2 separate regions of the Homo sapiens genome follow, and region 1 is linked to region 2. The links are chromatin loops, found by intact Hi-C in ENCODE. Cell type or tissue: GM12878. All regions are shown on one strand. Each heading gives the region's core, and the rest is flanking DNA. Links, peaks and the distances in the headings are about the cores only. Region 1 overlaps GET1-SH3BGR (GET1-SH3BGR readthrough). Region 2 has its middle 15 kb from the start of LINC00323.

Region 1 (15,324 bases), core at 4,615-7,114, 1.6 Mb after region 2:
AACTTAAAAGAAGCTTTCAACTGAATTAAGAAGTTTTCAACTGAATTTTATAATATAATCTCAGGTGGGGACAAATTCCCTTGAGCAGAATCTAGGGAGGGGTGAATGGCAAGTGCTCTACAGACACTACCCTCAGGAGCTGGGTACCCAGCCTTGTGGGCAGATGGGGAACAGTGTGACCTGAAAGCCAAGATTGCTATCTGTGCAGGGAAGCTGATGGCCTGGCGCAGCTCTGTGCACAGACTGCCTGGATCTAACCCAGCACTGTTAGCAGAGTACTGCAGGAGTGAGATCAGCCTTGCCAAATGCATGGGAGCTGCATGAGACTTACTGCTACCCACTTTTCCCCACTCCCTTTGCAAACTGTCCTGTGCAGCAGAGGCAGTTATGCTCCTCTCCAGAACATTACCCAAGCAGCATGAAAAAAATTTCCCCAACCCTTGCGGGAGCTGTCACTAACCCTGCTCAAGGAGAGTCAGAGTGCAGACCTGCCTAACCCTGCCCCAACCTGGTTGTGCCCCTCCACCCACTCTAGTAGCTTTACACAAAGGACATAAATTTTGGGGAGTTTTATAGCCTCACCCATTGCCTGAGAAACCAGAATACTTTCCCAGGGCAACTTAGGGCAAGCTCAAATCCCACTGTTACTACCACAGCTAGTGCTCTTTGGCAATCACCACCTCCTGGATGGAGGCCAACCAACACAGTCCATTGTAGCACTTCTGAGTAGAATAACACTGTGCCCAGGAAGGAGAAAACAGTCATGTGACCTCAGCTATCACCTCTGCATACAGCACCCTGGCTAACCAGAGGTCTTGAGTCTATCCACATGACAAGTTCACTACAATTATAACCAGCATTCAAGAAAGCCAACACACTAAGCCTATCTACAACCAAGGAATCTCACAGAATCCACATTGCTCCCCTGCCACCTCCATCAGAGCTGGTGCTGGTATCTACAGATGGGAGACTTGAAGACAGGTCACATTACTGGATCCCTTGTAGACATTTCCTAACACCAGCCTGGAATCTGGTAGCCCCACTGGGTGGCTAGACCCAGGAGAGCAATAACAATCCCTATAGTATGGTTCTCAGGAATTCCCATTTTTAGGGAAGAGGAGGAATACAACATCAAAGGGAAGAATACCCAGATGAAAGAATCTAAACAGCAGGTCTTGAGTCCCAGATCTATCCACTAATGGGAAGTTTCAGAGATACAATTGCATTGCTAGGGACAGTAGGGAAAGTCTGCCCCAGTAGGCAGGCAGCCTGTCTGTACATGAAGGGTCTTGGAAAAGGGGTTCTTGTTCTTCTCTGGTACACCATTGCAGACACAGCTGGTGCTTCTCTCATGGGTATGCAGCATGGATGCACCTATGGTCAGCCTTCTGGTACAATTCAGGGTGATAGCATCCCCACAGGAGGAGCACTCCTCAGATTTAGGCTTGCGTGGGAGGCAGAGTCACAACCCCTCTCTACTTGGAACATCAACATTCCTACAGATGAAAAGAAGTGCTTGTCTGATCTGAATAGCCAGAACACTGGGACAGGAGTGAAGCTGGGAGGTAAGTAGTTTTCCTGCTGGCCTGGCAGGGGAGCTGAGGTAGCTCCCACCCTTTACCCTGATAAAACCTTAGACATCTAATTGAGAGCTCCCTCAGACACCTTCATCAAGGCTGGAACCTGCGCCCACCACTGGGTATTACAGCTACCTACCTGTTTTAGCTACAACTGGTGTCTACCCAGGGTTACCTCCTCTACTGGCCTGAAGCCTAAATCATCAACTCAGTAAATAAAATGCTGGGGAAAAATCAAATACATTTAAAAACTGTTCACAATGGGAGAATGAGATAAGCTTCAAGAGATCCTTGCTATTCCAACCATGTAGGAGACAGTGAACTTGCCCATACACCAAGTACATAAATACTACAGCCAACATCTGGGAAAGCCAGCACACAAAGACTCTCTATAACTAAGGAACTCATACGGAGTCTTCCCCCCTAAAATCACCAAGAATCAAATTAGGCTATAATAAACTATAAACATTGAAGTCAGACCCTTAAGAGAAAAAAAAAAAGAAATTAAAGAAAAAAATACAGTCAAATACATTCAAGAACAATTTGAAAAAATAGTCTACCCAAATGAGAAAGAACCAGAGAATTAATTCTGGTAATATGACAGAATAGGGTTCAATAACACCCCAAAAGATCACACTAGCTCCCTAGCAATGAATTCAAACCAATCTAAAATCCTTGAAATAGCAGACACAGAATTCAGAAGATTGATTATTAAGCTACTCAAGGAGATACCAGAGAAAGGTGAAAAACAAAATAAAGGAATTTTTTAAAATTCAGGATATGAATGAAAAATTTTCCAGAAAGATGGGTATCATAAAGAAAAACCAATTAGAACTCCTGGAAATTAAAGACACACTTAGGGAAATACAAAATGCAGTGAAAAGTTTTAAGAATAGACTAGAACAAGTAGAAGAAAGAATTTCAGAGCCTGAAGACAAGGCTTTTGAATTAACCCAATCAGAATCAAAATAAATGAACAAAATCTCCAAGAAATATGGGATTATGTAAAATGGCCATACCTAGTATAACTGGTGAAGGAACTCAAACAAATCATCAAGAAAAGAACAAATAACCCATCAAAAAGTGGGAAAGGACATGAATAGACATTTCTCAAAAGAAGACAAACAGCCAACAAACATACAAAAAAAATGCTCAACATCACGAATGCAGGGAAATGCAAGTTAAAACCACAATGAGATGCTACATTACTGCTGCAAGAATGGCCATAATGAAAAAGTCAAAAAACAATAGATGTTGGTATAGATATGGTGAACACTTTTACACCACCAGTAGGAATGTAAAATAGTGCAATCACTATGGAAAACTGAATGGAGATTCTTAAAAGAATCTCCAGACTACATACATAGAACTACCATTTGACCCAGCAATCCCACTACTGGGTATCTACCCAAAGGAAAAGAACTTATTGTATGAAATGGACACATGCGCATGCATGTTTATAGCAGCACAATTCACAATTGCAAAGATATAGAACTAACCTAAGTGCCCATCAACCAACAAGTGGATAAAGAAAATGTGGTATATATACAACCACGGAACACTACTCATCCATAAAAAGGAATGAAATAATGTCATTTGCAGCAAACTTAGATGGAGCTGGAGGCCATTATTCTAAGTGAAGTAACTCGGGAATCAAAAACCAAATATCATGTGTTCTCACTTATAAGGGAGCACTAAGCTGTGAGGACACAAAGGCATAACAATGATATAATGAAATTTAAGGGATTGAGGGGATGTTTGGGAGGGGGTTGAGGGATAAAAGCCTACATATTAGGTACACTGCTTGGGTGACAGGTGCACTAGAATCTCACAAATCACCACTAAAGAACGTATCTATGTAAACAAAAACTACCTGTACCCCAAAAATTATTGAAACAAAAAGTGCATCAAAAATAAGAAAATACACAGAGAAGAAAAAAGAATAAAGAACAATGAAGCAATCCTACAGGATCTAGAAAGTAGCCTAAAGGGGTAAACCTAATAGTTATTAGCCTTAAAGAGGAGGTAGAGAAAAAGGTAGGGACAGAAAGTTTATTCAAAGGGAAGGTAACAGAGTTTCCCATACCTAGAGAAAGGTATCAATATCCAAGTACAAGGCAGTTATAGAACACTAAGCAGATTTAACCCAAAGAAGACTACCTCGAGGCATTTATAGTCAAATTCCCAAAGGTCAAGGATAAAGAAAAGATCTTAAAAGCAGCAAGATAAAAGAAACAAATAACGTACAATGGACCTCCAACAGACTTTTCAGTAGAAACCTTACAAGCCAGGAGAAAGTGACATGGCATATTTGAAGTGCTGAAGGGAAAATACTTACCCCAGAATAGTACATGCAGTGGAAATATCCTTCAAACATGAAGGAGAAATAAAAACTTTCCCAAAAAAACAAAATGCATGCTTGTACCAAAATATCTCATATAACCCATAAATATATACACCTATGTACCCACAAAATTTTTAATTTAAAATTAAAAATAATTTTTTAAAAAGCAGGGACTACAGAGAAACCTGACCTGCTACAAAACGAACTAAAATTCATGTCATGGGATTAAGACGCACTCATTAAACCATCCTCAACTAGAAGGAGTTGTTCTCTCAGCTAAAAATACCATGTGGGGCTGGTTGCAACTCTGGCACATCACTGCGTGGCAGTTGATAGCTCAGAACCAAATGAGTTATTGGTGTGTGTGTGTCCTTCCGCATCAGTGGGCAAGATATATCCAAGGACAACCAGGCTGGAAAAGGCAGGTGGCAGTTTTAGTATTTTCTCTCTGCAACCTGAAACTTCGGATCTGAGGCCACTGACCAATTTCTAGAACCCTGTGGGTGGACAGTGACCCAGTTCCCTCTGTAACTGGCGCTGGTGGTGGCGGCCACAGCTAGCGGCCCAAAGAACTGGAAGATGAAGGTAATGGAATAGACCTCTGATGGTGCAACTAAGAAAACAAAATAGGTGGATAGTAAGTGAGAAGGGCAAGGCACCTTGCACCAGGGCCCGAACGGCATCGAGTCTGAAGACAGAATGCGAGGACCAAAGCCAGGCGGAGGAGGCGCTCTGGGGCCAAGGCGCACACTGCCCACGGCCAGCCAGGCACCGTAGAGGAACCGTACTGTGGTCCAGGACCGAGAGGAAAGGGCTTGTTGGGAAGGCTGTTCGTGGCTTTGGAGTGGGACACAGGTATATCTCAGCTTCGGTTCAGCCATTGCCGAAGTACTGAATTGAAACCCGGTGCCTCAGTTTCCTCCTTGCCAGATAAAGATGGTATCCACCTCATCGGGTTACTGTGGCAACACACGAAGCCTTTAATACAGAGCCCGGCTCATAGCAGGCACTCCGTTAGTGTTAGTGAATAAAAATAATAGGAAAGCCCACACCCTGATTGTAAGCCTAGACTGTGAGCTTGATTCATGGGAGTCTGCCTCGGAGGTTTCTCTCACCTCCCCTGACAAGATCCGGGTGCTAAATCTACAGAATGCCGGACTGGAACCAGGAGCCCCCCAGGTTAAGCCCCCACTCCACGCCCCCTCTATGCTACTCACACCTGTCCACCTGAGCCCCTCCCCAACTGGAATCTTCCACACCTGAGTACATTTCCGCATCATTGAACAATCTCCTGACTTCTGATTTGGAAAACAGCCAGATGCACTGATACATTTTAAAGATTTCCCAACTCAGTTTTACTACTTCCAAGAAAGTCCTTCCAAAACAAAGTAGTGAAAAAGCCAAGTAACCTAGACAACTGTGAAAGGAATGCCTTTGTTAGGATCGTGAATATATTTCCAAATATTTGGACATATGTTCTATTCGAACTAAAAGTCTTGCGAAAGAAAAGGATAATCAACCCCTTCAATAATCAGAGTTCTGTTTTTACTTATTTGATAAGATAGAACCCCATTAGAGGCTAAAAGACCCCGTATCTTTATCAAAATTGTCAACATGCAATCAGTTGTTGACTGAATTTAGGCTCCTTTTGTATAATGCAAGGATGTGCATTCAAACAATAAATGCACATTTGGCCCAAAATAAAGTTATCTTGGATAAAAGCTTTATAAATGATACACTAATTAATTCACAAATTAATTATAAGTAGAGTTTTTGTCTATTTTCCTCCATCTGGTTGACAAATACCTCTTCCCACCTTCTAATGTCAACTAGCAGTACCCTGACTCGGGTTCACAGCCAGGGGACCTCGGGGGCAGCGACACCATAGCAAGAAGCTTGTCTTTTATCGCCACCTAATGGCCATTCTCTGTTATTACAATGTACCAGGCCCTTCACACCTACTTGCCGTGCTTGCACAGGTGTTAACAGTTAAATGAGGTGCGGTTTTTTTGTTTTGTTTTGTTTTGTTTTTGAGAAAGGGTCTTGCTCTGTCACTCGGGCTGGAGAGCAGTAGCGTGATCAATGGGCTGGGCTAGAGTGCTGGCTCAAGCAATCCTCCCACTTTGGCCTCCCGAGTAGCTGGAACTACAAGCACACGCAACCATGCCTGGCTGATTTTTGTATTTTTTGTAGGGATGGGGTCTTGCTATGTTGCCCAGGTTGGTCTTGAACTCCTGGGCTCAGGCAATCCACCCACCTCGGCCTTCCAAAGTGCTGGGATTACAGGCATAAGTCACCACACCTGGCCCGGGTAAATGAGTTTTGAAAGAAAACATTTGTAGGCTGGGCATGGTGGCTCACGCCTGTAATCCCAGTATTTTGGGAGGCTGCAGTGGGCAGATTGCCTGAGGTCAGAGTTCGAGACCAGCCTGTCCAACACGGTGAAACCCCATCTCTATTAAAAATACAAAAATTAGCCAAACATGGTAGTGCAGGCCTATAGTCCCAGATACTCCGGCAGCTGAGGCAGGAGAATCACTTGAACCTGGGAGACAGAGCTTGCAGTGAGAGTGCCACTGCGCTCCACCCTGGCGACAGAGCGAGACACTGTCTCCAAAAAAAAAAAAAGAAAAAAAATCTGTAAATATTTCCAAAGAATCTTTGCAGGCAATACAGTTCATTCTCTTCCTATACCTTTCACATTTCATTGAGAAAACTAAGAACTCAAAGACAACCACAAAGGAAGATTTCAGTCCAAAGAAACGAGAGGGAGCCCAGGAGAGGAGAGTGGGGAAAGGAGAGTGTATTGTTCAGTGGCTGGAAAAAAAATACACTCAAATTTTTGTGTAGTTGCTTTTCTAATTAAAAAAAAAAAAAAGGAAAGAAAAGAAACAGTTCCTTTGCGTGTTCAGGCCTCCTTTATACTATTAAACCAAGCTCTTTGAACTTCGATTCACTTCAGATCATCATGCAATTATTCCATTTCTCTGGTCTCTTTTGGTTTTTCTTCAAAATGATTTTCCTTATTCACTTGGGGTTTCCTTGTGAGTTATTCTTTTTTACAGATTCACAATGCTGCTTAGTTTCTAGAAGCTTCCTATATTGAAAAGCATTCAGATTTTTTAATCGTATTTTGATACCATACAGTCCATATCTGGGATTCTCCTCACTGTGCCACTGGATTGCTAACCATGGAAGGCTGAAGGGACAGCTGAAGCCAAAACTAGAAGAGAACTGATACCATCCATAGGGTACTATTGATCTAAGTGATTTTTGCATTTCAGTGATACTTTAAATAAAATGAAACAGGAGCAAATACAAATACCCTTCTAAGATGTTAATGTTTCTGACTACAGGAAAACAATATAAGAAAAAATTAATTCAATTTAAATAAGTGGTCTGGGTTTTTATCTTTGCTTATTGTCAGCATAGATATTTATTTTCTTTTTAAAATATGAGAAATAGCAAGGTGGGCAGATCTCTTGAGGACAGGAGTTCCAGACCAGCCTGGCCAATATGGTGAAACCCTGTCTCTACTAAAAATACAAAAATTAGCTGGGCGTAGTGGCACGTGCCTGTAATCACAGCTACTCAGGAGGCTGAGGCAGGAGAATTGCTTGAACCTGGGAGGCGGAGGTTGCAGTGAGCTGAGATCCTGCCACTGAACTCCAGCCTGGGCGATAGAGCAAGACTCTGTTTCAAAAAAAAAAAAGAGAGAGAGAGAGAGAGAAATAGGAGGAAAATTGGCACCTAACTAAATCTATCTCCATCCTACTCTGCCATGAAAGAGAGAAAAGTCAGCCCTGAGCAAGAAGAAGAAAGTTAAGGCCTATTTGTGTAGGGGGTTGTTGTAAAAATTATGCAAGCTTTTTAGATAGGACATAATTTAGTGCAATGAAATTAAAAGTAGAAATTAATTTTCAATTATATGAATTTCCATTTTACTGTGGTCTTTTACCTTAAGCAAAGGGAGAAATGTTTTTAACACAGACTACTTCAATGATTGGAAACAAAATAACCTAATTCTATTCAAAATGCCTTTTTTTGTTACTAGGGTAACAAGAAAAGAGCCGTTTCCCAGAGTTCATGACAGCCACGAGACTTCTGCAACTGCAGAATACACTCTGAAATAACACCAACAGACTCTGCTGCAAAATTAGGAGGCAGACTCCAGAGGGGAAAGTTTATGCCACTCCAAGTTGAATTGCCATAATTAACATGAAATAGGAAAAGAGCACAGCAAGGAGATGAGCCCCTCTGACAATACAGGAGCAACATTTGCTGCAAAAACACAAGGAATCACACATAGGCAGGGAGGTAGCAGGGGGAATATCAAAATCTTACAAGGAAGAAAAAATATCTACAGTAAACTGAGGCAGGCAGGTGAGCAGAGAAATGCTATCAAACTTACCTGGTGTACAAGTCATTGGAGCTGGATCAGCTGTAGGTGAACACACACTCCTGGCCATCAGGAAGAAAAATTACAGGACCCGTCTCCACAGCCATGGCTACAAATCAATCAACAGCAGGAGAAACAGAAGCAGCCACTCCCTTCAGCTCAGAAACGTGTGAAGGGCACTGGGTTGCAGATTTCTGTCCTTACCATCATCCCTCCTTACCATCATCCCCACACAAGTGGATGATAAAGTTACAGTTAGATAAGGCTTCAAAGATGATACGCACAACGTGTGTGTAATAAAAAAAAAAATACGACGTAATGAGACAATCAATGCAATTGAAAACATGGACCAAATAATCAGTGCAATAAAAGACATCGATCCCAACGCAGACAGAAAAGTGCTGCTGAAGATTTAGACTTGGCAACAGACAGACGGAGTTCAGGCATATGCAAGCAGAGACTATAAATAATGAAATGATGCTCCTTGGGACAAGATATTTTTCTATTAATCTTTATTTATATGATGGTTCTCTGGAAAGCACTTCATTTTAAAACCTGTTTCTGAGATAAGTAGCATAAGGCGCATTTGAAGAAATACTATTGTTGTATCACAGAGAACTTCCATGCCTTGAAATCATTTTTTTCAGAGTATTATTAATAAGATGGTCTAGCTATGCAGAGCAAAAAAGAAAAAAAAATCTTCAAAAGCCAAGACTGTCAGGCACATGAAGGTATGCATAAACGGTCTTCACATTTAATTTTGTATGATTCGGGAGATACCTCCATGTACATCTAACCAGGTCAGGCAGCATAAGTCCTCAGTAACCCTGGGTGTGCCGGCTTCAAGCCAAAGTATTCTGTTGAGTTTGGTTTGTGGAGAGACATTTGAAATGTTGCTTCATAGCTTCCATTTTCTAAAAGAAAAGGCAAATATTAGGGAAAGACTGTAGAGAAAGACACAGAATGTTTACCACAATCTTCATCACTTAACATACAATAAAGGAAAGTGTTGCCTTTTATTCTATAAACCACTAGTCATCATTTGCTCCCCACTGAAAGGAAAGGGAATTTGTCTCATGGAAAACTAAGCTAGATTTATATCCTTTCTCTGCATAAACACATATCAAACACCATAAGGAAGACAACATCTCCAATTATAATTTCCCACTGTGTTTTCATGGAAAATAGGCTGAATTGACAGCTTGGTCCCAGAGGCGGAGCTCTAAATGGTTCATGGCTACACCAGAAGAAGGTATTAAGTGGCAAGCTTTGGGGAGGTAGAATCCAGTCTCATATTGGACATTATTTGCCCTGGGACTCAAACATCAATTTAGATTCTAGGTCAGACGTGGTGGTTCATGCCTGTAATTCCAACACTTTGGGAGGCCAAGGTGGGCAGAGCACTTGAGCCTAAGAGTTCGAGACCAGCCTAGGCAACATGGTGAAACCCCATCTCTACAAAAAATACGAAAATTAGCCAGGCATAGTAGTGCGTGCCTGTAATCCCAGCGACTCAAGAAGCTGAGGTGGGAGGATCACCTGAGACCAGGGAGGTCAAAGTGAGCCATGACCTCACCACTGCACTCCAGCCTGGGTGACAGAGTGAGACCCTGTCTCAAAAAATAAAATAAATAAATAAATAATAATAATAATAGATTCTGACTCCAACTTCAACTATGGGAAATGAGAATTCTTTCATAGTTCCATTCATTGCCTTGTTCTGTCTAAAATCGTCTTTTCAAATAAAATGCATGGATAATCTATGAGTTATGAGATGGGTTTGTTTTTGGAAGCCAAATAGTTTGCAGAATACCTGACTGCATCATCATGTCGCATTTTAAAGGTTATTGACTCTCTTCGGGAGTCAGTGGCTGGGATTTAGGGTGCTGCCTGGTTTACTCCTTCACTGTCAGACATTTTGACCTCACAACAGACTATTAGGGACTGGATTCCAAACTAGAACCCATCAGAGAAACAGGCAGAATGTGCTAGCCACAACTGTAACTTGCCTTTTTTTCTTTCTTTTTTGGAAATGGCCTATAAAGAAGCCATCTGTCTACATTAAAGATTCTCTCTCGGCTGTGCCATTTCACATCCAATATTTCTTTATAATTATCACATTAAAACTGCACAATTTTTAAAGAACTTTCCAAGCTGAGTGAACAGACATGGATTTAAACAGGACCAATGAGTCTGTTACTGTGGGTTTTGCTTTGTTTTGTTTCTGGTATGAGGATAAATATAATCATATTTTCATTTTCTACCATTCTTCAGGTAGAATATCTTAAGCTTGCCAGTTTCCTTTTTTTCAAAAATGAGTCCCAACCCACTCCTTAGAAATGGAATTGTAACCAAGTGGCAAGCAGAGGGCTTTAAAGTAGAAGTCTGTGGGTCCAGAGCATGAAAGAAACACCCTGGAGAGACATCAAATCGTGGGCTAGAATCACTTTCTCATTCAAGCAAATGAATGACAAAACCTTTATGGTCCAATAACAAAGTGTGATGGCCACCCTCACTAGCTCCAAGATGCTCTAAAAATAGATTAAGTGCTTTTTATATCAGCTTTTTTTTGTAAGTCTATTAAGAAGGGACATCCCTACTATTCAAATTGGACTTTGGTGCAAAGAGCATTGCTATTTGTCAGCCAATTTTTAAAGAGCACCAAAGATTTCTTCTTCCTTCTCCAAATAAACCCTTCTATCCACCCTTCTTTGTACATGCACCAATTCTTAACTAGAGACCTGCCTGGGGAACATGGTGAAGTCACTTTAGGTATCTTTGACAAGTCAGCTTTTGCTGCCTTGTAATTTTAAACTTCTACTGACGATGGAAAATAATTATGTAATTCTTACTGGTTTGATAAGTGTCTCTCATTTAGAGAATAATGAGTGCATATTCCATCATTATCTCCTGAGAGTAACAGCCCAAAAAGCCGTCTTAATTTTCAGTGGAGGCATAATATGGGAGATAAAAAGACTAAACTTTTTTAAATTTTTTAAAAAACGCTTATAGCTCCAGAGCAAAACCATGAGCAATGTTGCCCTAGAGAATAAACTATGGCCTCAAATTCAGTTGCAAAGCCAATCATATTAATAATAATACAACATGTACCTAGGTATTTGCCAAATATCAGGAAAAAACAGATATTTTTATAGCACTTAATGTCTTCTGTTTTGTTTTGTTTTGTTTTTTGTTTTTGTTTTTGTTTTGGAGACAGAGTCTTGCTCTGTCACCCAGGCTGGAGTGCAGTGGTGCAATCTTGGCTCACTGCAACCTCTGCCTCCCGGGTTCAAGTGATTTTCAGGCTTCAGCCTCCCAAGTAGCTGGGACCGCAGGCATGAGCCACCCCACCCGGCTAATGCACTTCATGTCTTTAGGGGTTTTCACGCATGCTGTCCTATCTGTATGGCTCACAATATTTAAGCATTCGCCCATGTCCTCAAGATCCATTATCAGATTCTATTGTCTTATTAACACTTAATAAATGTTCACTAATATGTGGCACTTATCAAACTAGTAAGAATTACATAATTATTTTCCATCATCAAGGGAAGTTTAAAACCAGAAGGCAGCAAGAGCTTACTTGTCAAAGATACCTAAAGGGACTTCACCATGTTCCCCGGTGTTTCCAGAGGAGCGTTCTGGTTAATAGAAACGGAAATGGAGTACCAAGCACTGACGACTAAACCCGTGGCAGCAATAATTTTCTTTCATGACTCAACACCAGCTTTGTGATTTTTTAAGGTTATAATTTATTGCCATCATTCTGAACATCAGTAGTCACCCCCCTAAAGTTGTACATGTGGTTGGTGGAGGAGTTGAGGTTACAGAATGCTGATAAAAGGACACTTGCTGTATCTTCTCTCAAACAAAGTTTATATAGAGGAAGAGGAGGAAGTAAATGCAAAACAAAACTCTTCCCTGCATCAAAGGTGCACTTTTTCCTAGAAATCCCATCAACCATAGCCTTCTGTGCCCTAGTGTGCAAGAAACAGACCCACGAAAGGTCAGCAGCCCCGCAGCTCTAGAAAGGAGCTGGACCCCGCCAGAAAGGTGTGCAGACCAGGGCTTTGGAAGGAGACAGACAGCCCTGAATTGGAATTCCCTTTCTCCTGTTACTAAGCAAAATGTGCCGCAGATAGCATACAGTACGGTAACTAGCAGCTTTTCCACCCCAGAATCCTGTAGCTACCTGGAGAAGTGGAAGAAATGAAGCATGAAAAGGCCTAGGAATCTTCGTCTTCTCCAGGCTCTTCTCCTTCTGCAGTTTCTTCCTCCTCCTCGGCTTCCCCTTCCGCACCCTCCATGGCTATTTCTTCCGTCTTATTTTAACAAAACTTACATTAGTATTAAGAAGCATAAGGGCCAAGGATACAGTGAGAAAAAGACTGTAAAATGCTGGACTAGAGGTCAAAGCCTCCCACACCCCACCACACAACACACAAACAAACACACACAACACACAAATACACACACCACACATGCCACACAAACACATGCCACACACACACCCCACACACATACCGCCCAAACACACACACACCACGGAAACACACATGACACACAGCACACACACCCCCCCACACACCACCCAGACACACATCCACGCACACACACCACATACACACCACACACAAATACCAAACACCACATAGCACACACACACACCAGACCACACACCCCACACACCACATCACATATACCACAAATACACACACAATATACACATACACATCACACATACACATACATACCCTCCACACCATAACATACACACCATAACACACATCACACACACACACACCAAACACACCACACACCATATACACCACACACAAATACACATACACCACACATACAACACACCACACATACCACACATACATACACACACATAAAAAAAATCATCCTTCTAAACACAGAGTCCTCAATTTAGAATGGTGCTTTAGAATGATATGTTAATCCTAACAGGTTTTATAATCCCACCTAAGTGTACAGTCTCCACTCATATTAACAAACCATTCTCAGCAAATAACCTTTACAAATTCAGAAAGTATATATATATATATATATATATATATATATATATATAGTTAGAAGAATCAAATACAAAAAGAATCAGCAAATTGAATTTTGTCAGGATGAGCTGTTAAATGCACAAGTTGGTTACATTTTCTTGTAACAAGCTAATTTCTTGAAGCAAAAGTTATCAGCAACCTATATATATAATCTGGAATTTCTTCCAAATTAACAATATGTTTTTATCTTATTTTTAAAATTCTATTTTGAAGCTGGCCTAGCAAGAGAGAAACAAAAGAAATAATTATTGGAAAGACGTAAATATTGAGAAATCATGGTGTAGAATATACTAGAAATAATCTATAGGTCTAAGAAGAGGGGTTGGTTTGATATATTAACATTTAAAATGATGAAGCAGATCTGTACTGACTACCTCCCCAAATATAGACACATTCCATGAAAAAAAAGGAGACTACAAGAGTATTCACCAGAAATTGATGGGGTGTGTGTGTGTGTGTGTAGCTACAGTGTGTGTGTGTGTGTGTGTGTGTGTAGCTACAGTGTGTGTGTGTGTGTGTGTGTGTAGCTACAGTGTGTGTGTGTGTGTGTGTGTGTGTATGTAGCTACAGTGGTTATCTCTGGGTAACGAGGGTTAAAAGCTATGTTCATTTTCCTCTTCTATCTGCATTTTTTAAATTTTCTATAAAGATCATGAATTTTGTCATTTCAAAAGTTAACAAAGGCTGGGCGCGGTGGCTCACGCCTGTAATCCCAGCACTTTGGGAGGCCGAGGCGGGCGGATCACAAGGTCAGGAGATCGAGACCATCTTGGCTAACACGGTGAAACCCCGTCTCTACTAAAAATACAAAAAATTAGCCGGGCGCGGTGGCGGGCGCCTGTAGTCCCAGCTACTCGGGAGGCTGAGGCAGGAGAATGGCGTGAACCTGGGAGGCGGAGCTTGCAGTGAGCCGAGATTGCGCCACTGCAATCCGGCCTGGGCTAAACAGCGGGACTCCGTCTCAAAAAAAAAAAAAAGTTAACAAAAGTTTCTTTGGGGGGATTTCTTTTGACATTTGGGACCCTTTTTAATGTTGATGACCTTGTGCTGAAACATCTAGACAATACACGTAACTTAGTAAATTATTCTCCCTACCCTTGTGTTCATAATTTTAAGTTAGTTCTCTAGCATTTTAAAGTGATTAATCCAGGCCCAGTGCAGTGGCTCACACCTGTAATCCCAGCACTTTGGGAGGCCGAGGTGGGTGGATCACTTGGGGTCAGGAGTTCAAGACCAGCCTGGCCAACATGGTGAAATCCCATCTCTACTAAAAATACAAAAATTAGCCAGGTGTGGTGACACGTGCCTGTAATTCCAGCTACTCAGAAGGCTGAGGCAGGAGAATCGCTTGAACCCAGGAAGCGGAGGTTGCAGTGAGCTGAGATCACACCACTGCACTCCAGCCTGGGCAAGAGAGTGAGACCCTGTCTCAAAAAAAAAAAAAAAAAAAAACAATAAAAGTGATTAATTCAAAGATGTTCAAAAACATAAACATAGGTGGAATCCCTCCCTCAATGAAAACACCACTAACCACCATGCAGGATGCCTAAACCCAGTGCATTCAACAGGGTGGAAAAGGACGAGGAGCAGGCATCTCCAGCCAGTGCCCTGGCCTGGCCTGGCCTGATGTCAGTGAGAAACCACGGAAGACACCTTCACCTGAGGGGGCTCCGAACAGAGTCCACAGCCAAGCCCCGTTTCTCTCTCCACCTCCCTCGGACAAACTTATCTCCAACTTACTTTCCTTCTCAGCATGTTAAAGGAGGATTTTCTGGGTGTGTGGGTTGCATCGCTCTCTTATGTTATTAAGAACGTGCCTCAAGCTGCAATCCTCCCACCTAAAAGATGTTTTTATTAAGCAGATTAAGCACAGCTGTTAAAGATGGTCGACCGTACCTCTTCTGTGGCTGTCTCTCCTTCTTCTTC
Region 2 (15,324 bases), core at 4,701-7,200:
TATAAGCCTTCCAGGGTGCTGTCCTGGGATCGCACAGGCTGTTGCAGAGTCCACACTGACAATCGGCCTCTCTGCAGCCTCGCTCTGCCCCTGTCCCTCCCTCCTGTCCCGGGGTTTGTGCTCATCAGTCAAGCAGTAGCCCAGGAGCACTCTGCCTTGGGAAACTGGCTCCAACCCGGGGTGCCCGCAGCACCCATCTCCTGAGACCTGCCCTGTGAAGTGGGATCTGATGCGCTACAGAGGCGGCAATCGTTGAAGGAGCAAGCGCGCCCGTGTGGAAGTGCACTGAGGGTCTCAGCAACATCGCGTGAATTTTTTATTGCAGGCTCATCATGATGATGCCCATTCTGTAAATGAGAAAATGTAGGGAGAGGATAAAGAACTGGCCTAAGGTCTCAACCGTTGTTCACTGTTGAGTGCAGGACTGAATGCTATAGCCCTTGACACCACAGCTGCTTTCCAGAGAGTAGAGAGGAAGCCGTGGGAGCGGGAGGGAGGGCAGGTGGCCAGGAGAAATTGCATGGACCCCACATGCACTTGAATAGTCTCTGGGTCATAAGCATAAGCACAAAACCTCTGTGGGGGCCGTGTGTGTATGTGTATGTGCTGAGTGCATGTATGTATGCGCATGTGTGCATATGTGCTGTGTATTGGGGTCATGGTTGTGTTGTGTATGTGCATGTATGATGTGTGGTGTGTGCAGAAGTGTGCATGTGTGTTGTGCACGTGTGTGTATTGTGTTGCATGTGTGTTGTGAGTGCATGTGTTGTGTGTGCATGTGTGTTGCGTGTGTTGTGAATGCATGTGTGAGCTTTTGTGGTGTGTGCAAGTGTAGGTGTCCTCTGAAGCACAGTGACTCCTGAGGCAGGCAGTATCTCATGTGGCGGTGGTCACATGCACTGGTGTAGGTCAGTGTCCTGGGGTATGGACAGCTGTGGCCTCCTAGCACAGAGCAGGAGAAAGCAGCTGTGGTGTCAAGGGCTATGGCATTCAGTCTTGCACTCAACAATGAACAACGGTTGAGACCTTAGGCCAGTTCTTTATCCTCTCCCTCCATTTTCTCATTTACAGAATGGGCATCATCATGACGAGTTTGAGTAGTGACCTGCTAAGCTCTGGATGCCTGTGGACTGTCTGGGCTTCAGACAGGCTGGTGTACCCATAAACTGAGGAGAAAGGACTGGGTGACCCCGGGTGCTTGAGGATCACACAGGGCCCCTTTCCATGAGCGGGTGCCTTGGAGAGCCACTGCCGCTAAGGCAGTGTGAAGGTTCAGAAGATGTGAGGAATCCTGCCGTGGCCTGTTTGTGCTGTTCAGATGAGTGGCAGCTCCTTCTTATGCAGGGGATCCCATGTGCAGATGCCAAATGCAGCCGTGTAGCCCTCAAAGGGGCAGTGGAGGTAGTAGGGGACTCGGGAAGGATGTGGTGCAGGGGACAGCATTGGACCTTGTGTTAGGCTGTTCTTGCATTGCTATAAAGGAATACCTAAGACTGGGCAATTTATGAAGAAAAGAGATTTAATTGGCTCGTGGTTCTGCGGACTGTACAGACATGGTGCCGGCATCTGCTCAGCTTCTGGGGAGGCCTCAGGGAGCTTTTACTCATGGTAGAAGGTGAAGTGGGAGTAGGCGTGTCACATGGTGAGAGACAGAGGGCAAGCAAGATCTCAACCAGATCTCACAAGCACTCACTCACTGTCACATGGACGTCACCAAGCCAGGAGGGATCCGTCTCCATGGCCCAAACACCTCCTACCTCCCACCAGGCCCCACCTCCAACACTGGAGATTACAATCAGCATGAGATTTAGAGGGGACACACATCCAAACTACATCCGCTCTGCAGATGGTCAGGACCTCCCTTTGAGAAATCCTCCCAGCCCATATTCTGTGTAAGTGATTATTGATAAAAAGACCAGAGAGTAATAATATATAGCAGAAACAGAAAACACTGTAAAAAAGTGAGTAAAGGCAGGGAATGAAGCTGCATGTTTTCTGCAGCACAATATATTCGGGATATTCTCTTTAAGAGGGTTTTGGAAGTATGTCATAAAATAAACAGTAAACTCAACATGTCCAACCTGTGCTCACTCTTGTTGAACTTTCCATGAGAGGGTGCAACAGTCTCAGAGCTGAGCAGGCTTTCGATGGCTCACCGTTGGAGGGCACTGAGTGGGGCAAAGATATGCTACTGTTTACCTCTCCAAGACTAACAGGCCACTCTGGCTGCCTGGTGGAGGAAGGATTGTTGGGGCTGAGAATGGAAGAGGGGGGAACAAGTTAGGAGTCTGTTGCTATGGTCGTGGCTTGGACTATGTTATCCTGACGGAGAAAGAAGAACGGAGAAAGGTGGACAGATCTGGGGACTATTTTGAAGCCAGAGCTGGTAGATCTTGCTGATAGATGGACCCTGCAGGACAAGGTAAAGCATGAGGAGTTAAGATTGACATGAGACATGGGGCAGATGTGGTTCTGTCACGGGATCCTTGGGCTGTCACTTCGCCAGCTGGAAACCTCTGTGGTCGGTGGCACTTTCTGCCTGAGTATTGCTTGCACCCAGTGGGCTTGTCCCACCCACTCAGCCCGGCAGCCTGTGCTTGGCTCACGCTATCAGCCCAGATCCCACACCTACCACGGGTCAGCCAGGTGTGGAGCAGCAAGGGGTGTGTGGTGGGGGCATCCAGCCACTGTGCATGGCCAGGCATGCCAGCTGCTACAGTGGGGCAGGCAGCTCCAGGTGCCAGCACAGGTGCTAGCTCTGTGCGAAGCTGTGGCTGGACCAGATGTACTGCATGTGGCTTCTGCTGTGGGCACCCACAACTGGACGAGGGGAACACAGTGGCACCTGGAAGCTTGGAGACACCAGGAACTGCAGATCCCCAAAGAGGGTGTCACAGCCCTGGCTTGGGGAGCTCCTAGATCTGGGCTCCCCGAAGGGCCACAGCTCTTTTCTCCTTCTCATCACGCACAGTGGTGAGCAGGGGCAGGTGTTTCAGCCCTGTTTGAATTACAGCTCTTTCTGTCCTGCCATTCAGTGGGTCTTGAGTTCTTGTCCAGTGTGCAGAAAGAATGAGGCATGCAGACAACTGGAGGGTGAGCAAGGTGGAGAGGAGCTTCACTGAGTGACAGAACAAGCTCTCAGGAGACCCAAAGTGGATAGCTCCTTTTCACAGGGAGGTCATTCAAATGAGTCGAGGAGACCCAAAATGGGTAGCTCCTTTCTGCAGCTGGTAGTCTCGACATCTATGTGAGTCTGGGTAAGTCCAGGGGTTTTTATGGGCTCAGAAGGGAGGAAGTACGTGCTGATTGGTCCATGAGTGGCCATGGGCAGGCCTGGAAAAAACACCATAACTTCTCACTCAGAGCTGCAGACTCCACCCAGAACTGGCAGCCCAGCCCCCCAGGCTTTAGGGTGTCCCTGGCTTAAAGGTGGGGTTTTACCAGGGGCCACCCCATTCTACCCAGGAACCTCTCTCCTTTCTGCCATCAACATACCATCCACGGCCCCCAGGCTGTTCATGCTGAGGGGTGCCTGCAGGCCTACGCCAAGGTGCCCTCATCCCCCCCTCACCTCCCTCCAATGCTTGTTGATGCTCAAAGTTCTGAAAGGAATGAAGCTGCATGGGGCTGGCAGGTCAGCACCACCCTGAGCATGCACACACCCAGCTGGGTTGTGACAGCACCCAGGCTCTGCCACAACTTTGCTCCTCACTGGAACAGGCACCCGTAGAGGGGAACGGCCAGATGGCTGGAGCAGAACAAGCACTTCTGAGCCTGCAGGGGCAGGGACTTCCCGGGCCTCCAAGAGCACTGGGATGCCTGGGTCTGGAGCTGTGGCTGGGCTCCCGCCTGTTCCTGGCTCCCACCAGCCCTGCAGAGTGTGCAACCCTGGCTATACCTCCGCCACTGCAGCCGTCTTCCCAGTGGCTGCTCCAGACAGGCTACCACTGCTATCAGTTCCATTTGTTGAGATGTGAAGATGGGGCAGGGGAGAAACGAAGCTGGAAGAGTAACATTTTCTGTTATGTTTGAGGGGCCTTAGTTTGGATTCCCCCCACAAGCAGATCCTTTGAGAAGAGCAGAGCTGCATATTATTTGTGTGGGAAAGCGATCTCAGGGACTGGGAAGAAGTGAGACCGAGGAGGGAAGCCCAACGCTGAGTATGTTCTGGAGCTGATCCCTGCTGTGGACATCTGGGCTGGGTCTTGCTGGGAAGTGGGAGGGGACAGGATCACCACCAGTTTCCACTCCCTACCAAGGGCTGCCTGGGCGTGTCAACTCTCTTACTCTTCCAGGTGTACGATGGCTCCCCCTGTGACTGACTGAGTGGGCTCCTGCAGGTGCCACAGTTACAGCAGCCAAGCTGTCCTGGGGGAGAACCGAGAGGTGTGCGTGGCCTCAGGCTGCAGGTGGAATCAGCCCCTCCTGTGTGCAGCTGGTTACCACAGCAACAGCTGGAGCAAAAGGGTGGGCTGAGAGGATGTGAGGTGGTGTGTAAAAATGTCCCGCACAGCATCCAAAAGAGATGTCCTGGAAATAGTTGGATATATGAGCCTGGAGCTCAGGGAGAGGTAGGGCTGAACTACTGGTATAGGCATCATCAGCATAGAGGTAATACAGCTGTGGGACCTCAACTAGGGGAAAGTCAAAGATGGGCATCTAAGGGTGACCTCTGAGCTGCCCCTTCTGAAAGGGGTTGAGGAGGAAGATCTAGTAAAGGGGTCTGACCTGGAGTGGAGCAGAAGGAAAACTAGGGAAGTGGGTGCGATGAAATCCTCAGAAGGCAAGCCAGAAGAGGACGTAAAAATCATCAATAGGTCACAGATGGGCTTGCTGAGAGTGGCTTCAGTGCCATAGTGGGGAACATCTTGACTGCAGGTGTGGGAGAAGGTGGAGATTGCTTTTAAGATCCAGGCTCTCACAGGGAGCAGGCCAACGAGGCAGGAAGGAGGAGGTGCTTTTTTTCCAAATGGTATTTGCAATATCTCACCAAAAAATATTTGAGCAACAATCTCTGTGTTTGATTGTGTCTCGTTACTAACAGCACAGAGACTTACAAATTATGTTACTTCCAAATTAACCAAAAAAAAAAAAGAAGAGGAGGAAGATGAGGATTAGACATCATTTATCCGGAATATTTTGTATGAGTTCTTGAATAAAACTTGGAAACTAAGCCAAAAAAGGGAGAGAGCAGAGGCTGGACATCTGCTGCGAGGCTGAGGGGGAAAGTGATTCCATCTCAGTCCTCACGACCACATTTCCATTCCGTGTTGTTATCGTAATTTATGTATTTTACAGTTGAGGAAAGAGAGTCTTAGAAAAGTTTTATTACTAACTCATGTTCACACAAATGAGGCTTGGAGAGGGGATTTGAACCCAGTTCCACGGGACCTGGGAGTCTAATTGCTTTCTGGGACCACAGTGTCATGTGAGGGGCAAGGGCAGGGGTGCACCAGTGGGGAGTGGCAGGCACGGATGGAAGGGGAGTAGAAGCTCACTCTCTAGGAGGAGTTTCTTTTTGTAGGAACTCGGGTTCTGGAAGGTTGCCTTTCAGTTTTAAGCTATTTTCCAGAATGATGGATAACCATTTTAGTTTTCTGCCACTGAAATTCCTGTGATGGGACTGGCTCTTACGAGTGGCTGGAGCCACTGTGACACAGTGTTATGGAGAGTGAGGAGCTGGCATTGGACACAAGCTCTTCTCAAAGTCGCTTCTCCATGCTCCCTGTCCTCCCATCCCCCTTATATTCATTCTGTGGAAGACCTAAGCTCAGGATCTGAGGATAATTTGTGAAAACAAACAAAAAAATGGGGAACAGTTTATGTAAGTTTCCCATTTTTTTTTTCCATCACAAATGCTCCCGGGATAGTGTTGAGTGAGGATAGCTGGTCTAACCAATTGCAAGTAGCAGCAATAGATGACATAAGATGGAGAAAAACAAGACCCAACAGATATGTATTCTATTACAGACATAGCTGCCCAGAAAAATTGTTGCATGTCTTGGTTAAAGCCTTGAAAACTGAGGGAAAAATTTCAGCATACTCTGGGAAACAACTCAAAGTCTTTCTCCATTTTAACTATTACTGAAGATGACCTCGAGATGACCAGCAGATGTCAGTATAAGGTAGGTCTGGCAGGATCCTGTGTCCAAACAATGAGGTCAGCTCTGGTGAGAACTTGCTCTGGGACATCAAAGGCCCCCCAAATAAAGGAATGGCCTGGACCCACAAAACCATGGTGTCTTGCATTGTTGCATAGGCTATGGTGTGAATAAATGCTCGAGGAAAATGGCTTCTTATTTCAAAGAAAACGCAAGAAACATTCAAGGAAGTGAAGAAAAAAGAAAGCAGGTATTTACTTGCATTAGCCTTCTTTAAAGACCATAAGGTATAGATAGGCTAAAAAGAATGCATAGAAATCTGATACAATATGATATTCTAGAACGTTCTAGAGCTATGTTTATGAGTATAAATAGCTCCCACAGCATATTGTGGATATTTTTTTTTTAAATTTGGCATGTATAATGTGATTCCACTTATAGAATGTTATGCATTCTATACATTTTAATTAAACAATATATTTGGTTTTGTAAAATAATAGTACTTTTTTTTTTCAAAACAAATTGCATGGCCTCTTCCACTCAAAGTTGTGTAACCCCCCAGCAATTTTTACACTTTCTTTGTGGTGGTAAGAGTTTCATCTTGATCATTCTTTTTTGGTGGCCATCTCTTCCTGAAGCTAGACAGGTGGTAGACCAGTTGTTGCCTTTACATCTTGTCCTACATTTCTTTGTTTTATTATTATTATTATTATTTTGAGATGGAATCTAGCTCTGTACAGGCTGGAGTGCAGTGGTGAGATCTCAGCTCACTGCAACATCTGCCTTCTGGGTTCAAGCAATTCTTCTGCCTCAGCCTCTCGAGTAGCTGGGATTACAGGCATCTACCACCATGCCTGGCTAATTTTTGTATTTTTTTTTTAGTAGAGATGGGTTTTCACCATGTTCTTGATCAGGCTGGTCTCAAAGTCCTGACTTCAGGTGATCCACCTGCCTCAGCCTCCCAAAGTGCTGGGATTATAGGCTTGAGCCACCGTACCTAGCCCCACACTTCTTTATCTTAGATTTTTCTGGCCCAGCCCAAAGGGAACAAACACTTGAGGAAGGTTTATAAAAAGATGAATAAGACCTAATCATTGGAATTTACTCCCCGCGGGGAACAAAATACACACATAAGCAGTTTTGGTGAATATGGTTAGTGCCGTTCCTACCAGGGATACGCTACTCCTTCATTCTCCTTGCCCAACTGACTCCAGCTTTGCAACTGGCTCTTAGCTTAAGCACCAGCACATCCAGGAAGCCTCCTGAACCCCCATATTGCCTGATGGCTGCATTGACCCTTGCCCCTGATTTTCTTCCCCAGGGCCACCTCCTCCTGCCACAGGATTGCATGTTAGAACAGGGGCTCACTAAATGTCAGCAAATTTGTGTGTCAAGAACAGCCCTTCCTCAGCGGTGGATGGGAGGTAGTGGCTAAACACCCAGCTCCTCCCTGCTTGCCAGTACAGCCTGGGGGCATGTACCACGTATGCAGCCTCCTAGACGTCCCCAGTGGGGTTGGGCCCAGGTGCCCACTGTGCACTGTGCATGGGTTCCTTCCTTTCTCTGTCTCATTTCCCTGCTCCTCCATGAGTGTTTCTTGGCTCACATCCCAAATTAACTGCTGTGCTCAACTCCTTGTGTCCAGGTTTGCCTCTGCGGAATCAAGCCTGGAAAAGGGAACCATCCCGATCTGGCACTTACCAGGCCGCATTATACTTGCTTGCTTGCTTGCTTTGTCTGTGTTCCTTTAGCCTACGAGCTTGGTGAGGACAGGGGACATGTCTGGGTCTAGCTCTGTCTCTGGACCGTGATAGACTTTGAGTGGATCCTCATTAACTCATCGAGTCTCACCTGGACTCCGGGTATAATTAGCTGCATAAAAGGAGGGGCGTTTGCATGTCCCAGGCTTTTGCCTTTGGCTTAACCGATTGAAGAAGAGTTTTGTTCATTATCCACTTCTGAGAAGAGGTGGCCAACACATTCTAGGTTTATTTTAATCTGTGACCTCTCAGAACAGTTTTCCTTGTTCATTATTCATTCCATCCAACATCCTCTCTCTCCTGGCTTCAGGTATCCATTCCCCCATATATCATCCTGAAGGAGCCAGGTGCGTTCACACCACTGTGTCAGTGCAACCGCTGTTCATTTTGCTTGGGATATCCCCTTTCCCTAAACCCCTCCTTCCCTGGGTCCTCTGACTTCTGCTCCTCCTTCCAGGCTTGGAGTGTGCCCCTTTCCCTGGAAGAGACTTTGTTGCCAATGCTGCAACCAAGGCAGCCAACTCACGGGGACAAAGCCATGGATGAAGAAAGTCTCTTCCAGGGAAAGGGACACACTCCAAGCCCAGAAGGAGGAGCAGAAGTCTCCTCCGTGTTTATGACTGGGGAAGGAGAGCACAGAGTCTAACAGTGCAGACCCTGGAGTCCAGCCCTTTGAGTCCTAATCTCAGCTCCATCTCCCACCACCTGTTTGACTGGGGTAGATTACTGAACCTTCCTAGGCCCAGGGGTGTGTTTCTGTAGCAAGCCCTCTTTAATGTAAGGACTTTGTCAGCTTATCTTTGTAATTAAGAATCAGTAATTCTGGGGGCCAGGGATTGGAAAGAGTGGCGATAAGAGATTTAACTCCATGAAGTGGAATGTCTTGACCAAGAAGTGAAATGTGCTTGTGCAAACACACACACACACACACGTGCACACACACATTCTCTGTTGAAATATGCAAATACTTTCACTTGGGTGTTTTTTCCCTATACTCTTTGCTCCTGCTGGTGGGCTGGTGATTTCACAGTAGGCTCAGAGGGGTCTTCTTCCTGTAGAAGGCTGGCTCCCTCACAGCCTGGTTCTGTCACACATGCTTTTCCTTCTTCTTGGAGCTGCCCCCTGAGGCTTTCTCCTCCAGGTCCCATTCCCTGGGTCTGGTACCTTCTCTGGAAATACTTCATTAATACCAAGGTCTGCAAAAGCTGGCTGACCTCGCTGTGTTCACCACACCCTGTGCCTGTCTGTGCTGTTGACATTGAGAGTAACACTTTGCTGTAGTTGTTGATTTCCTCCTCTCTCTTTCCCTCCAGACTGTTTCACTTTTCCTTGTGGTGATGGCTCAGGGTTTACAATGCAGTGGGCCCCCCGTAACCACAGGTTCCACATGCACAGATTCAACCAACCACAGATCATAAATAGTTAAAACATTAATACAATATAATACACACTTCGAAATTCAGTATAATGACTATTTACATTTACATTGTATTAGGTATCATAAGTAATCTAGAGATGATGCAATGCATACAGGAGGATGTGTGAGGCTGTATGCAAACCTCACATGCCAACTACGCCACATTATATAAGGGATTTGAGCATCCTTGGATTTCAGTATCTGCAGAGGGTCTTGGATCCAATCCCCTATGGATATTGAGGATGACTGTAGACACTCTAAACTTATATTCTGCCTTCAAGTATATTATATAATTTTGTGTATAATGTATGTGTATAATGTAATAACCATATGGCAGTATAATTCCATCCCTCCACTGTCCCTTCTGCTATTTATGGCATACATTTTACTTCTACAAAATGTTATAAACCCCACAATTGTTATTTTTGCTTTTAACAGCCCATTAACTTTTAAAGGCATCACAGAAAAAGAAATTCTTTTATACCTACCCTCATTTTGAACTCATTTTTGCCATTTCTGGAATTCTTTGTTCCTCTATACCTTTCTGAGTTTCCACCCAGTATCATTTCATTCTGTGTGTAAAACTTCCTTTACTCTGGTTGTTCAGGTGTGCTGATGAAATGTTCTCTGACTTTTTTGGGGGGAGGAGGGGGTCTGAAAATGCCCCTTTTGCATATCTATTTTTGAAAGCTTTTTTTGCTGAATGTAAAATTCTAAGTTGTCCATTTGTTTTATTCTTTGTGTTATTTAAAGATGTTTCATTGCACTGACATATGACCTTCTTTTTGGTTTGATTAGGATAAAAAGAACGTTCTTATCACTGTTCTCCAGTGTGTAACGTCTCTTTTTTTCTGGATGCTTTTAAGATGACCTTCATCACTAGTTCTCAGAAGTGTGATTATGATACATCTCAGTGTGGGTTTTTTGGTGATATTCTGCCTGAGGGTTTGTGGGTGCTAATGTTTGTGTCCTCCCCAAAATTATTACGTTGAAAACTTAATTACCAATATGATGGTATTAGGTGGTACCTCTGGGAAGTGGTTAGATCGTGAGAGCAGAGCCCCCATGAATGGGATTAGAGTCCTTATAATCCCAGATACTGATGCCTTGATCTCGGACTTCTCTGCCTCCAGAATTGTGCAAAATAAATTTCTGTTGCATTGAAGCCACTCAGTTGATAATATTTTGTTATAGCAGCCCAAATGAACTGAGATAGTGGGTTTCTATCTTTTATCAAATCTGAAAATATTTTGGCCATTATTTAAAAAAATTTTTTTTGCTCTAATCTCTCTTTCCTCTTCTTCTGGGACTCCATTTGCTTGTCTACTGGACCACTCCATTTGGTCTCACAGTTGCTGAGGCCCTGTTCATTTTTCTCCCCTTTTTCCTCTCTGTTTTTAAGTTTGGATAGTTTCTGTTTCCCAGTCTTCAAGTTCAATGATCTTTTCTTCTATAGTGTAAATATTGCTGTTAGACTCAACCAGTGAATATTTTATTTCAGATGTTTTGTTTTTCTACTCTAGAATTTCCACTCTTCTTTATAGATCCCGTATCTTGATTGAGATCCCCTATATTTCATCATTATGCTTGTGTTTTCCTGTAAGTCTATGATCATATTTCTAATAGCTGCTTCAAGATTCTGGTGTGATAATTTTATACTTCTTATTGTGTCTGGGTCTTTTTCTAATGACATTTTCCTCCAGGTATCAGGTCAATTATCCTGTCTGTCTGCATGTCTAGTAAGTTTTTATTTTATGCTGGACATTGTGAATGCTGGCTTGTAAAGTGTCTGGATTATATTGTCTTCCTTGAAGAGCATTGAGGTTTTTGTTGTTGTTGTTGTTTTGTTTTTTTGTGTGTGTGTTTTTTTTTTGTTGTTTTGTTTTGTTTTGAGATAGGGTCTCATTCTGTCACCCAGGGTGAAGTGCAGTGGTGTGAACACAGCTCACTGAAGCCTTGAACACCCCACCTCAAATGATCCTCCTGCCTCAGCCTCCCAAGTGGCTGGGACTATAGGCACATGCCACCACACCTGGCTAATTTTTATATATATTTTTGTAGAGATGGGGTCCTGCCATGTTGCCCAGGCTGGCCTTGAACTCCTGAACTCAAGAAATTCACCTGTCTCAGCATCCCAAAGTGTTGGGATTACAGGTATGAGCCACCACACTTGGCCTGAGTTTTGTTCTGGCAAGTAGCTAATTTCCTTGTATGTAGTTCAGCATGATTCTTTCAGTCTTATTTTTAAGCATGTTAGGGTGAGTATAAAGTAGCTTTTACTATGAGGCTAGAGAACCACAGTTTCTGAGGCATGGCATTTCTGAGGCCTCAATTGAGCTCCTAGGGTATTCCTCAGACCTATGAATTCTGGCGAGTTGGTACTCCTACGTCACTTGGCTCTTTGCAAGTTCTGGAATCTCTACGTAGCTCTTTTCAGCCTCACCTCCCTGTGCCAAGGATAGCTGGTGGTTTATTGCTAAAAGCTTTGCCTGGCCTTGTGAAATCTCATCCTATATATCCCCAACTTACGATTCATTCAGAGACTCAAGGAGACCCCTGTATAAGTTTCTGCAGCTCCTCCATGAAGCTCCTCCAACCATGCTTTATGTACTCTGTGCCACCCACTCCCATAGTCTTAGCAACCAAACTCTGAGCTTTGTCTTCTCTGCTCAGCAGGATTACTATGCACTACTATGCACTGCTACGCAGTGGATGAAGAAAGTTTTTTTATTTTTTTATTTTTTTTATTTTTTTTGAGATGGAGTCTTGCTCTGTCGCCCAGGCTGGAGCGCAGTGGCACGATCTCTGCTCACCGCAACCTCTGCCTCCTGGGTTCTAGCAATTCTCCTGCCTCAGCCTCTCAAGTAGCTGGGATTATAGGCACACGCCACCATGCCCGGCTAATTTTTTGTATTTTTAGTAGAGATGGAGTTTCGCCATGTTGGCCAGGCTGGTCTCGAACTCCTGACCTCCTGATCTGCCCACCTCGGCCTCCCAAAGTACTGGGATTACAGGAGTGAGCCACCGCACCCAGTCGTGAAAGTCTTTTACAGGGAAAGAAAGTGGCAAACTCCAACCCTGGAAGGAGGAGCAGAAGATGGAGGACCCGGGGAAGGAGGGGTGGGGGATGGGGACATCCCAGGCAAAATGAAAACAGGCATGGGCTTGCCTTCCCTATGCTATGATACGGAAAGTACTTTAAGTCAGAAAACAGGGTAAATCATAGTGCTTATCTTATTTTTCTCTCCAACAGCTCACAGTACTGCCATGTCTGATGTCTTACATCTTCAAGCAGTTGTTTCACATAATTTTCCCATTTTCCATTGTTGATGGTAGGAGGGCTAGCCTGGCACCAGTTACTCCACTTGGTTCTTCTGGATGTTGAGGGGAGAACACGGGAGACAGAAGGTGGGGTTTTAGTCTGTGTATCCTCAGCTCTCCACAGTAGACACAGGTTCACGGTAGATGCCTGTGGCAGTTTCAAGAATGGGTCCCCCAAGATGCCGACATTTTAGTCCCCAGAACCTGTGGGGATGTTACCTTCTATGGCAAAAGGGACTTTGCAGATATGATAAATTAAGGATCTTGAGATGGGGAAGGTGATTCTGGATGATTTGGGTTGGCTCCGTGTGATCACAACCTCCTTAGAAACGGCAGACAATAGTGACACCAGCAGAAAAAGGAGCTGTAAGGATGGAACCAGAGGTTGCAGGGATGCACTTGGAAGATGCAGGAAGGGAGCAGGAGCCAAGGAGTGCAGAGCCCCCAGGCCCCAGAAAGACAAGGAATGGATCCCTCTGTAAAACCTCCAGAAGCAGTGCAGCCTTGCCAACACCTTGATTTTACACTTCTGAGTTTCCGTACTGTAAGAGGACACATTCTGTTATTCGAAGCCACTAAGTTTGTGTCAATTTGTTACAGCAGCCACAGGAAACTAATTTATAGTGCCTTATAAATCCCAAGGAAATTGGGGTTGCTCAATATTAATGGCCTAGTGATAATTAGCTAACAATTCTTTGAAATGATTTTTGGCTAGTTATATATGGAATGAAATGAGAACCCTTTAAGCAAAAAAGCAGTTGATCTCATAGAAGTAAAAAGTAGGACAGAGGATGCTAGAGGCTGAGAAGGGTAGGGGGAAGGGAGGGGGAGGGAGAGATTTGTGGAAGGTTACAAAATTACAGCTAGAGGAGAGGAATACTTTCTAGTATTCTACAGGACTGTAGGATGACTCTAGTTCACAATAATACAGTTTCAAATAGCTAGAAGGAAGACATTGAATGTTCCCAACACAAATAAATGATACATATTTGAGATGATGGTTACGCTAATTACCCTGATCTGATCACTGTACCTTTTACATACTGAAATATCATGCCGGGTGTGGTGGCTCACGCCTGTAATCCCAGCACTTTGGGAGGCCAAGGCAGGCAGATCACTTGAGGTCAGGAGTTCAAGACCAGCCTGGCCAATGTGGTGAAACCCTGTCTCTACTAAAAATACAAAAATTAGCCGGGCATGGTGGTGGGTGCCTGTAATCTCAGCTACTCAGGAGGCTGAGGCAGGAGAATCACTTGAACCTGGGAGGCGGAGACTGCAGTGAGACAAGATCGCGTCACTACACTCCAGCCTGGGCGACAGAGTGAGATTCTGTCTCAAAAAAAAAACCCAAAAAACCAGAAACATCACTATGTACCCCCATGAACATGTACAGTTATTATTTGTCAATTAAAAAAAATAAAAGGTTAAAAAAAAAAGCTGAATATCATAACCAAAAAAAAAAAAAAAGGCGAGGAAGGGATCTGGAGTGTCAATATTAGTTGGGCACAGGGTCTGGAAGGAGCCGTCTCATTCTCTTGACACACGGTGAAGGGGTGGAGGTATTTATGAGCTCATTACGTTGACAGGAGAGTCAGGTCTTTCCTCATGTCTGCTAAGATAATTCTTCTCCAACATCTGTCTTTCAAATATTAGCTCCATTCCGTGGAGTCAGAAAGTCAGAGATTTTTTTTTTTGAGACGGAGTTTTGCTCTTCTTACCCAGGCTGGAGTGCAATGGCGTGATCTCGGCTTACTGCAACCTCCGCCTCCTGGGTTCAAGCAATTCTCCTGCCTTAGCCTTCTGAGTAGCTGGGATTACAGGCATGCACCACCACACCTGGCTAATTTTGTATTTTTGTAGAGACGGGGTTTCTCCATGTTAGTCAGGCTGGTCTCAAACTCTCGACCTCAGGTGATCAGTCCGCCTCGGCCTCCCAAAGTGCTGGGATTACAGGTGTGAGCCACCACGCCTGGCCGAAAGTCAGAGATCTTTAAAGCAGAAATTCTAGAGTAATTAACTCTGTTAATTGTAATGGAAACCATTGTCCAATGCATTCTATATGATAGACGCCTCTGCTGACGTTGCTTTACTGTAGCCCAGCTTGGCCCGCGTGCTCAACTGGCCACTGAATGCAGGTAAGTCCTTGCAGTAATCCTTCTGGGGAATAAACTGCTTGCCTGCTTTAGTTCCCAATTTTCCCTCCTTGGAAATAAAACTCAGCTCTGTGAATATGAAAATAACTATTTTATTCCTATCACTGAGCCTCTGCCCCCTCCAAAACTCCTCGTTTGGAATCTGTGCTTTTGTAAGGAGCCAAAATACTGAACCCAGCAAGTGAATACAAGAAAAGATGCCTTAGGGCTCTTTTCAGCCTCACCTCTCTGTGCCAGGGCTAGCTGGTGGTTTATTGCTAAGAGCCGCTCCCTCACAATTCCCTGGGAAGGCTTGTCCATTGCTCTCAAGCTGCAGCTCTGCGAGGTCACTCACCGGTGGCCACTGGCCGGTGTGAACTGTTCTGCTCACAACTGGCAGCCGCCCCATCATGAGGCTTCCTTTCGGCCTCAGCCTCTGGGCTAGAAATTAGTTGCCTTTGTCCGCAGTTACTCTGTTCCCCAGCCTCGCTGTGATTATAAATAGCCCTATCCATTCCAGGACAAGTGATTCAGGACTCACACACAGGTTGCCATTTGATCGTAATTATATAATCACATCTGTGAGCACTGCA

What was found. A loop is a pair of places that touch in the nucleus more often than their neighbours do. Peaks named below come from ENCODE experiments on the same cell type or tissue, not always from the same donor. Only the 100,000 strongest peaks of a DNase experiment are listed, where the experiment ranks them.
Region 1: a loop joins it to region 2, with 10 times the contacts of the local background. A loop is called at or near these places in 3 of 110 quality-filtered maps.

Annotation. Positions count from the first base shown.
Region 1 is chr21:39,508,998-39,524,321 of GRCh38, reverse strand. GET1-SH3BGR (GET1-SH3BGR readthrough) reads right to left here. Exons shown (of 14, transcript NR_146618.2): 12 at 15,295-15,324; 13 at 12,513-12,642; 14 at 8,818-9,234. It overlaps SH3BGR (SH3 domain binding glutamate rich protein), which reads right to left. Exons shown (of 7, transcript NM_007341.3): 5 at 15,295-15,324; 6 at 12,513-12,642; 7 at 8,818-9,234. The coding sequence ends at 12,547. Among named protein-coding and RNA genes, the nearest start is that of SH3BGR, 65 kb to the right of the region's middle. In GM12878, for the core only: a CTCF peak has its summit at 5,831 (motif pointing left); a DNase peak (open chromatin) is centred at 5,891.
Region 2 is chr21:41,124,908-41,140,231 of GRCh38, reverse strand. No RefSeq gene overlaps it. Among named protein-coding and RNA genes, the nearest start is that of LINC00323, 15 kb to the left of the region's middle. In GM12878, for the core only: a CTCF peak has its summit at 6,116 (motif pointing right); no DNase peak of the experiment used is centred there.